Linked DNA regions of Homo sapiens: region 1 is linked to region 2. Evidence: chromatin contacts called from ENCODE Hi-C or POLR2A ChIA-PET data. All regions are on one chromosome and are shown on one strand. Each heading gives the region's core, a stretch centred on a gene start or an enhancer-like site at or near the end of the contact. The rest is flanking DNA. Distances are from core to core; before and after follow the strand shown.

Region 1 (5,217 bases), core at 1,199-3,698, 79 kb after region 2:
TCTATAGCATAGAGTTCTACAGCACAGGTCCAGGCCATGTTTATCTTGTTTTTTGTTTGCAGATACCTATGGGAAAGGACTCTATTACTTGGCCAGCTTTTCTGCCAGCCAGGTGAGTGTGATTGATATGAAGTGAGAATAGGGTTCCACTGGCTTAGGAGGGTGCTGAATATCGTAAGGGCATAAAATACCACCTAGAATTTCTTCATTGCTCATCTTGCTAATTCACATTCTTCTACTTCTCTAGACTTCCGGTGGAAATTTACTATGCTCCCAGGAGGCTTTCTGCAATTAAACCTATCCACATCTCATCAGTAATGATCATTATTCTAGTTTACCATGTTACAGGTGGACGGGCAGTTTCTGTTATCTAGCCCTTGTTCCTGAGTTGCCTTGGAATGGTCTGCACATTTTGGGATTCCTCCACCTGTAGAATATAAGTATCTTAACAGCTGAGACTTTTTGTCTCCTGTAGAGTTCAGGGCAGTGCGAAAGACCCTGTAGCTGCTTGTCAATGCAAAGTGGATGGGAGTTGGCAATAGGCCATAGAGTGATGAAATCATGATTTCCATGATCCAAAGTTACAAGATGGTGACTCTGAAGTTGTCTTACTTTATGACCTACATTTGTGCCTAAAAAGAGGTTAGAAAAATTTGAACTAATTCTGCTATTATATTTTTCTTTTATCTCCAATTCAACAGAATACGATGCAAAGCCATATAATTTTCAACAATTACATCACTGGTACAAATCCTTTGAAACTGGGCTACATTGAAATCTGGGGAGTGGGCAGTGTCCCCGTTACCAGTGTCAGCATCTCTGTGAGTGGCATGGTCATAACACCCTCCTTCAACAATGACCCCACGACACAGGTTTGTGACCAGCAAAAAGTGCGAATGGTATTCTCCACCCTTAATATGCCTAGTGCAGTGCCTGACTGCTTCCCTTCCAAATGATGCCCTCTCCTGCCAGGCCCTCCGGGAATCCCTGAGTTTTCCATGTGTTAGGAATGGACCACGTGGAGATGAATGAAAAATCATGGTTTATCATCATTTGGAATCCATGGCCTGGATTCTTACTTTCCATGTTTGTCTTCTTGTCTGCAAACCTATGTAAAACTTTGTCTTGACTCCCTCACCTCTGCCTCAGAGATCAACTTCCCAAACAGGTTGGAACTATCATATTTTATCAAATATGATACCATCAGTGAAAATTGCTTCATTATTTCATGTGCCACAAAGAAAGAAAAAAGGATGACAAAACTATGATAGAATGCTTCCTTATCACTCAATTTTTTTTTTTTTTTTGAGACGGAGTCTCACTCTGTTGCCCAGGCTGGAGTGCAGTGGCATGTGATCTCAGCTCACTGCAAGCTCTGCCTCCCAGGTTCATGCCATTCTTCTGCCTCCCAAGTAGCTGTGACTGCAGGCGTCTGCCACTATGCCCGGCTAATTTTTTGTATTTTTAGTAGAGACAGGTTTTCACTGTGTTAGCCAGGATGGTCTCGATCTCCTGACCCTGTGATCCGCCTGCCTTGGCCTCCCAAAGTGCTGAGATTACAGGCGTGAGCCACTGTGCCCAGCCTCAGATTTTTATAATAAACTTATAGAAAGTTTTTGAAACTTCTTTAGCCATAAAGTTTTACCTATATATTTCAATATTGTAAGTGATAATATGGAGGAAAATGTTGAGTGGAGATACATTGATGATTCTGCCTCAACGTAATTTAAAAGAGGTAGACCCTAAATGTGAAGAAGCACTAGAAATAGCTTAACCAACTTGTATCGTATTTAAATTGTACTATTTAAATTCATATTAAACTGTTTTATTATTTAGTTTATTGTATTTATTATTATTTAGAAGAAAAATATGTGTTACAAATTGGTTAAGATATTTCCTCTGTACTGCAAAAGGTGTTGGTGATTCAGCATTTTATAAAAATTCTTCCACTAGTGTCTATGAAGTTTTTTTCCTGAGCCACTAACACACTTTATATACATTTTCATCCTAGTGCTTTCTTGATCTTACTAAATATTCCTTCCTGTAATAATCCTTAAATGTTTTCAGCCCATCCATTCATAACACAGTAATAGCAATGAAGCTTACACAGGCACAGACAATAACAATTATGCCATGAGTGCTGCTTGGCTCACAGTAATTCTATGGTTGTCGATTACAAGACACGCTCTTGTCAGATGAATGTTAAATATGTGAAAAATCTGTACCTTGGGATTAATGCTGTGTAGTGGTCCTGACACTTATCATCCCGATGGTAAATGAAACTTTCTTCCTTGTGTGCTTACTTATTATTTTTTTTCCTGAACTTTTTTCTTTCATAATCCTTCCTGATGATTAAGCCTGAAACAAAAGTTTTCTTTCAGTTTTGCATTCTTTACAGTTATTTCCTCATACTTGTGGTTTTCTTGTCAACAACTTCCCCAACTATACCATAAAGGACTTTGCCCAATCCTGTTGCTGACCAGCTCAGGGACAGACATGCAAGCTGATGAGGGCACATGCAGTGAAAGCTTCTTGACAGCATCTGCCTAGGAAGAAGCAGGAATAGTGGACTCTTGCTGGGCAAACACTGGGGTGCTATAGTGGAATAGGAGAAGGAGGAAACAGAAGGATGGTGCCAAGGAAAATCAACACCTCAGTAGAATGGAAAAGAGGGCATTCTCTCCAGTTTGTGCAGTTGTTTCTCTTCAGCGGTTGCATATTGAACATTTTTTTTTTTTTTGACTGAGTCTCACTCTGTTGCCTAGGCTGAAGTACACTGGTGCAATCTTAGCTCACTGCAGTCTCCGCCTCCCAAGTTCAAGTGATTCTCCTGGCTTAGCCTCCCTAGTAGCTGGGATTACAGGCACCTGCCACCACGCCTGGCTAATTTTTGTATTTTTATTAGAGCTGGGGTTTCACCATGTTGGCCAGGCTGGTCTCAAACTCCTGACCTCAAATGATCCACCCACCTGGGCCTCCCGGAGTGTTGGGATTACCGGCGTGAGCCACCGCACCCGGCCCATATTGAATTATTTAAAGGCCCATCTCTACCACTGAATAATCTTTGTACTCTAAAAAATTAGAAAACACCCTTCTCATCTGAAACTTTGAAGGCAGTCTTTTAACTAGACAATACAATGTAGAAGTATTAGGGGGTTATTTGGACTGGATACTTGCACCTGATTTATTTGCATGCAGGAAATTTCAACACCGGATGCCCAATTCTTTTCCTTTGGTTCCTAACAGGTATTAAGCATCGATGTGACTGACAGAAACATCAGCCTACATAATTTTACTTCATTGACGTGGATAAGCACTCTGTGAATTTTTACAGCAAGATTCTAACTAACTATGAATGACTTTGAAACTACTTATACTTCATACTCATAAAAATTATTGTGTGTTGCTAATTTGTTCATACCCACTATTGGTGAAATATTTCTGTTAATTTTGTTATATGTTTTTTGTGTGAACCCTAAAGGTTAAACCTTAGCCCTGTGGGATAGGCAGTTAGGGAGGTGTGGAAAATCTATGCATTACCTTAATGTCTCTGTGTGGTTAGTATGGTAGTGACTGTTCATCATATGACATTTACTGAAGATGAACTGGGTCCATGATGAAGTGTGTGTATGTCCACGTTTGTAATCATAGAATGGACCCCATTCTTTTGTTAAATACACAAGAGAAAGCTTTCTGTGACAGTTCCAGGTCTTGAAGCTAATCAGCATCTCAAGAAAGTATCCAGAAAGAACATCTGCTAGTTGGTTATAGGCGGTGGGAGGAATAATATACCTAATTGGTTATAGGTGGGGGGAGCATGATAAGCAAAGAAAAGGCAAACACAAGGAAAGATCAGATGAAACAGAAGATGATAGTAAAAGTGATCCTAAGTAAGAACATAATGTAAAATTGTCAGCAGCCTCATGGGGAGGAAAAAGGAAGAGTCAACTCACTTGAAGAAGAGGGTCTTGAGAAATCCTTAGCATAAAGGGCTACTGGTGAGATTGAGATCTGAGCAGGCAAAGCTCAAAAGAGAGTTTGGAGGTTAAAAATAATTTATTTTTGCAGTAGTGTGCTTTGAAATGTGTAAATCTTATTTCTAATGTATACAACCACATTTCACATAAAAATATGCAATTTATATGCCAGATAAAAATAAAACAAGTGAATTTGCAAGTGATTTTGAATTTTGTGCTATTTTGACCATGAGTAATCTCTGTTTGGGGTTAAGGTTCTTGTTTAGCAAACTCTTATGAATTTGTCTTTCTGGTTCTCTTCGGCATCACAGAACCTACAGCCAAATCCACCAATAGGATGATAACCTTTATAATTATCCTTTTTCTTACATCTCTGCAAGGAGTCTTTTATAAGATGTGGGTTTGTGGAAGGGTCTATTGATTACTATTTTAATCATCATAGCAGTTGCTATATTTAGGAAAATACCAACTCCAGTAAAAATAGGAGTTGCAACCTTCTTGCTTAAAATTCTATAGGGTTAAAATGTGAGATAAGGAAATTATATATTAATGTTCAACAGGAATATTAACTTTTGATGTTACCTGAAAATGAGTTGAAAATGAATGTGTGTGGAATGAATGAACCTACTTCTCTGTGTTTTCTTCTTTTCTTATAACCAGGAAGCCATTCATTCTCCCTGCACACTCATGTGTCAGCACCTGCATAAGGCTAGAGACAAACAATATTGTTAAATCATCTAATTATCACAATACGGGGCATTTGGATGAGGGCCTGAGCTAACTAGGAAACTGGTGAAATATGGAAAAGCAGCCATGGGAATCCTTTGATCAAAAAGGTGGGAAACTTGTCAGCTTTCCTCTAACAAACTCAGGAAGGCCACAAAGATGAAAACGTTATTTACTTGATATTTAAAAAATATTTAATGTTACCATCAAGGATATGTTGGTGGAATTTGGCTCTGGCTGCCACAGAATGCTTAAGGAGAGGCATTCTGACTATATAATTCTGATGGCTAAGGCCCTAGTGAGGCCAGTGGGGTTTTGGAGCACACGAAGTGTCAGGGACCCCACTGACAGCCTAGTGAAACCTACGGAATTCTTCCTCACAACATTGTTTTTAAATGCATCAAGCAAAATGCATGCTATTTCAAAGAAAACTTATCATATTACGATACACTTATCCAAATATTAAAGATGATATAGTAACCCATGAGATGTGTTTTTTTCATTATCAAATTAA
Region 2 (4,922 bases), core at 45-2,544:
TCTGAATTACATTTTAAAAATTCCTATCCTCTTACCTTCTAAAAAATATCACAGCCTTCACATTCCTTCTAGATGAATGATAATAGCTGGCTCATTCTGTAAGAAAACATGAGTTCACTTGGTTAACATCAACTAGATATAGACCCCATCTTTTAAAAATGTGTCTTTATGACCCTGAATGTCCTGTCAATTAGTTGCATGATTAAGACTGATTTCCTAAACCAACCCCACAGTGTGATGCTGAGACTTCTTAGTTGTAAATTTTGGTTTTTAATTCTCTTTCTGCAGAACGGAACTAATTTGTATGGTGCGCAGACATTCTTCTTGTGCCTTGAAGATGCTAGTGGATTGTCCTTTGGGGTGTTTCTGATGAACAGCAATGCCATGGGTAAAGGAATATTCATGGAAAAAACAAGCACAAGAGTGATTTTCAGTCCCTTTCTTACAGCACTATGATAAAAGGAATGGATCCCTTTAAGAGTGACTGAGCCATAGTGTAGGGAGGGCCTTATAGATTCTCTAATTGTGCTATCCCTACTTCATTACCTATTGATCCATGGTAGCCATGAGTAGGGGATTTTCTCCAACTTATGATTTTCCTGAATCTGGTGGCCTCTGTTGGAATATTTTCTATTATCAAGTTAAGGAGCTCACCCTTCCCTATAATTTACTCTGAGATAGTTTCCACCAATGTGTTCTTCTCCGTCTTCAGCCCTGTAGTCAGTAGATCCCAGTGGCAATGAATTGCCATAGGGGAAGAGAAGATGTATCAGAATCTCCCAGGATTGATGGTGGGCATAGGGTATTGATCCATACCTTTTCTTAATTGAGAGTCATCGATTCAATCAGTGCTCCTCAAAGTGTGGTCCCTGAATGGGTCACAGACTGTTTCAGGTCTATAGTAAGATGAGTATAGAAATGGCGAGTAAGCAATGCTGTAGCCTCCACACGCACACATGAACCTTTTTCTAGTAATTAATTTTCATATTATTTTATGAAAATATCAGCTTGCAGTGAAATGGAAATTAAACAAAATAAAGATCTGATTCTCCACCACAGATATCCGAGAAGCACTCTAAATGATCTAACATGATTCTAGGACATCTAAGAGATGAATCTAAGACGATTCTAATAGAATCTTAGATGGTCCTAAGGTACTTAAAATACCAAATAACCTAAGAATAGACTGAGATAATATAATAGAAAGACTGTACAGTTTTAGATAGGTGAAAGGAACCAGAAAATAAGATGAGTCAGACTTAGTGGGAAAGGCCACAAGATCCTAGATACTCTGTATGAGTTGTTCCTATGACCAAAGAGTACATTGCAATATTTCTTGAGGCATTTTATTCCTAGATACGAATCAAGGTAATGACACAACTTTTAAGAATGGTGATTGGCACATAGAAGGGTTTTGAATTTATGATACAATTTCTGACTTTTTTTTTTTAGTTTGGCTTTTGTTTGAGGTGAGATTCACTGAGGTTAGTTACCTCCATGTCTAGTTGAATTATATTCTCACAATAATGACGGGGTATGTGGTGGGACATGTTCTGTGGTTATGAAAGTCAGAGAGGAGAAACTTTTCCTCTAACCTCTTAGGGTTAATTCTTGGGAGGCTGCAAATTAAACTGGCAAAAAGGTAGATTAGCAATAGAAAAGACAGAATTTATTTACACATACAATGCACATACACACAGCAATTCTCAGTGATGAGTAACTCAAAGCAGAGATTAGAACTTGGGGCTTCTATACCATCTTAATTAATAGGTGAAAGGGAATGGGGAAAGACACTTAGGAGAGAACAAATGACATTTTGGAAAGATAAATGGGCCCTTAGGAGAGTAGGTGGGAGGATGTGATAGTCTTGTAACACTGTTTATCTGGGAATGGTGCCTGTTGTCTCAGAGAAGACTAGAGGTACTCCTTGGAGCAGATTTATGACAATTGCTTTTTATTGAGTTCTTTTGGGAGGCTCTGATTTTAGCACATCAGGGATTTCAGTAACTTAAATGCCTTTGGTCCAAAATAATTTTTTTATGTCACAGTGGCTTATTCTGGACCCCTTCATAAGCCTGGCTGCTTTTTCCCCAGAACCTGGGGCCTGGCACAAGACACTAAGACACTCCAGTCAGTATTATTAAAATCTGTCACAGAAAAAATGCCTTGGCTGCCATGTGCTGTGAGGGTGGACTTGGATGGTCAGGGTTTTCACTTGGTATTCAAAATGTGAGGCACTAGGGTCACCTTGTTAATGTTCACATGGTTAGTGATCCTGTGTTATTTTAAAACTTGTAGTTACTATTCAAGAATCAATTCTGATTTTTATTTTCTTCATTTTTAACCTTTCAAGAGGTTGTCCTTCAGCCTGCGCCAGCCATCACTTACCGCACCATTGGGGGCATTCTCGACTTCTATGTGTTCTTGGGAAACACTCCAGAGCAAGTTGTTCAAGAATATCTAGAGGTAAACTTAGGATGTCAAGATTATGACTCAGGAAATCCTAAACAGCAAATATTTTAAAAAAGTAAAATTCATGTGCAAGTGTGACCCACAAAATCTGCTGTTACAAATTTGAGATATTAAAGAACAGATTTCATATATGCAATGGAAACTTGCTGTATAGCATTTTTATGTTATAAGAAGGTGAGAGAATATAAAGGTGCCCCAAACATGGCCCTACCCTCAAACATTTATGAAGGGGCTGGAAAAATAGACTAACATTCTAACATTAATGAATCAGTGCATTGGGAAATGGACTATGTTTGGTGCTCTGAAAGCAATGCTTCGAAAAATTTTTATTAAAAACAGAGTATTTGCTAATTTTCACTTCACATATTTCTTTCAGCTCATTGGGCGGCCAGCCCTTCCCTCCTACTGGGCGCTTGGATTTCACCTCAGTCGTTACGAATATGGAACCTTAGACAACATGAGGGAAGTCGTGGAGAGAAATCGCGCAGCACAGCTCCCTTATGTAAGCAAGGTTTTCAACAGTTCTCCAAAAGTAAAGAAATTCCCTTGAAGAAAAAGAAAAACTGTTTATATTTTCTCTCCCTGAGTTTAATTGATTTATTTATTTGGTAATGAAAGGAGTTTTAGATATTCAGAATACTAGACATTTTTTTTTTTGTTGGACCAGTAATTTTTTCAAGGAACCATTGTTCTTTATAGTATGAAATAGATTGGGAGACCATAATTATGTGTTGGGAGGCAATCTGTTTTTGTCTCTATTTTTCTTATTATGTATTTTATTAGTAAACTTTTTTTGTGCTTACTGTATTGACTACATTTTACAGGTGTTTTTATTTGAGTTTTCAAGGCATTTGTCTCTTTAGCTTGAATTGTAGCATTTTAATGCTTCTCAGTATGGATTTTCTTGCCTTACACATGTTCTTGGTTTGCTTTGACTCAAAAGTGTCATGGCAGGGACTTACCATAAAAGTTGTATCATATTTTCAGAAATTCCTCTAAGATTCTGGCATAAGATTTCATGTCTAAATTCTTAGGTTCTTAGGTTTAGTGTCAGGTCAAGAATGATGCAGATCCCCAGGCTCCCTACCTATGTTTTAACAGATATTTTAAAGAGGAATTGAGGAAGTGGAGTAGTTCTAGACCCCATGAATTTAGTTCAAACTAATTATATTGCTAGAACAACCATGAGCCATCTGGGTTAGCATCATTTTTTTTCACAGATAGTAAATTGAGGCTGTCAGGGGAAATACTATGACCAAGACCACATAGGTAATTGATGACAGAACAAATACTGCATGTGACTACATGGATGTGAAAAATAATACAAGTTTCAGGTCCATGTGTTTTTACATTGATATTTTGATTACTATTAAATTGGGAATAAGCAAAATTTGCCTTTCTCTTTAGAGTGGTCATTTTGCCATTGAAGCTGAGCTTCAGTAGACATTTTGTAATTTGACGGAAAGATAGTCCATAAATATGATGTGTAAAAGAAAGTGCTTAATGGAATTGAGATTCAAAAAGCCTAGGAACACTGAGGAGATGGGGGAAGCAGAAAGTCAGGGCAGATAAAGACGTTTGGGTGGATGAATTCACTCTCAATTTGGCTGCGAGTCCCACTACTCATTCTCCAGCATGACGTGTCTTTATGCATGTGGGGGTGGGTTGGGGGAGGGATAACAGAAAAAGTGGTAAAAGCAGGACTGAGCCAAAGGACAATTAACACAGCCACCATAATAATGAGTGCTACAACGTGGTGAACTCTCGTGGCAGGCAGTGTGCTACATGCCTTCTTTAGTTATCTCAGCAACTCCATTTTACTATTAGAATTCCATTGGCTGGGCACAGTGGCTCACACTTGTAATCCCAGCACTTGGGAAGCCAAGGCAGGCAGATCACGAGGTCAGGAGTTCGAGACCAGCCTGGCCAACACAGTGAAACCCCGTCTCTACTAAAAATACAACAACAACAAAAAAATTAGCTGGGCATGGTGGCAGGTGCCTGTAATCCCAGCTATTCGGGAAGCTGAGACATGAGAATCACTTGAACCCTGGAGGTGGAGGTTGCAGTGAGCTGAGATCGTGCCACTGTATTCCAGCCTGGGCAACAGAGCTAGACTCAGTCTTGAGGGAAAAAAAAGGACTCCATTTAAGATTAGAAATCCCATTTAATATTAGAAAACTAGGGGAACTAGTTTTCAAGCCCAGATCTCTAACATCATAGAGGTCATCTCTTTTTTTATGCCATTTTCCTTACTTATAGATAGACATTTCCTTTTTAAGTGATCCAGGAAATGAAAGAATTGGACTGTTACTGCTGCCTAGTGGTGTGAGATGTGAGAGGGAGTGTTTAGACAGGGAATTGAACACTATTACCTGAGTTCAGTATACATGTCAAAATCTGTCACATTTAAGTGAATGAAAGGATATAGTATGGACATGTAATAAAAC

Evidence for each region. A loop is a pair of places that touch in the nucleus more often than their neighbours do. ChIA-PET counts read pairs that join two places held with the same protein, here RNA polymerase II (POLR2A).
Region 1: a loop to region 2 is called in a map of PC-9, with 2.9 times the contacts of the local background. The contact joins two enhancer-like sites. A Hi-C loop is called at or near these places in 6 of 168 maps with a recorded cell type or tissue (Calu3, GM12878, PC-9 and 3 more). POLR2A ChIA-PET finds 5 or more read pairs at or near these places in 1 of 52 experiments (activated T-cell).

What each region holds. Positions count from the first base shown.
Region 1 is chr7:142,102,568-142,107,784 of GRCh38, forward strand. MGAM (maltase-glucoamylase) reads left to right here. Exons shown (of 71, transcript NM_001365693.1): 69 at 63-112; 70 at 702-872; 71 at 3,247-4,180. The coding sequence ends at 3,324. Among named protein-coding and RNA genes, the nearest start is that of MGAM2, 6.5 kb to the right of the region's middle. Within about 2 kb of position 2,449, at least 5 of the 41 ENCODE cell types and tissues checked have a DNase peak (open chromatin) inside an H3K27ac peak, as active enhancers do; they include PC-9, where a contact is called at or near this core.
Region 2 is chr7:142,024,762-142,029,683 of GRCh38, forward strand. It overlaps MGAM (maltase-glucoamylase), which reads left to right. Exons shown (of 71, transcript NM_001365693.1): 8 at 289-388; 9 at 2,354-2,466; 10 at 2,849-2,974. Among named protein-coding and RNA genes, the nearest start is that of MGAM, 31 kb to the left of the region's middle. Within about 2 kb of position 1,295, at least 2 of the 41 ENCODE cell types and tissues checked have a DNase peak (open chromatin) inside an H3K27ac peak, as active enhancers do; they include PC-9, where a contact is called at or near this core.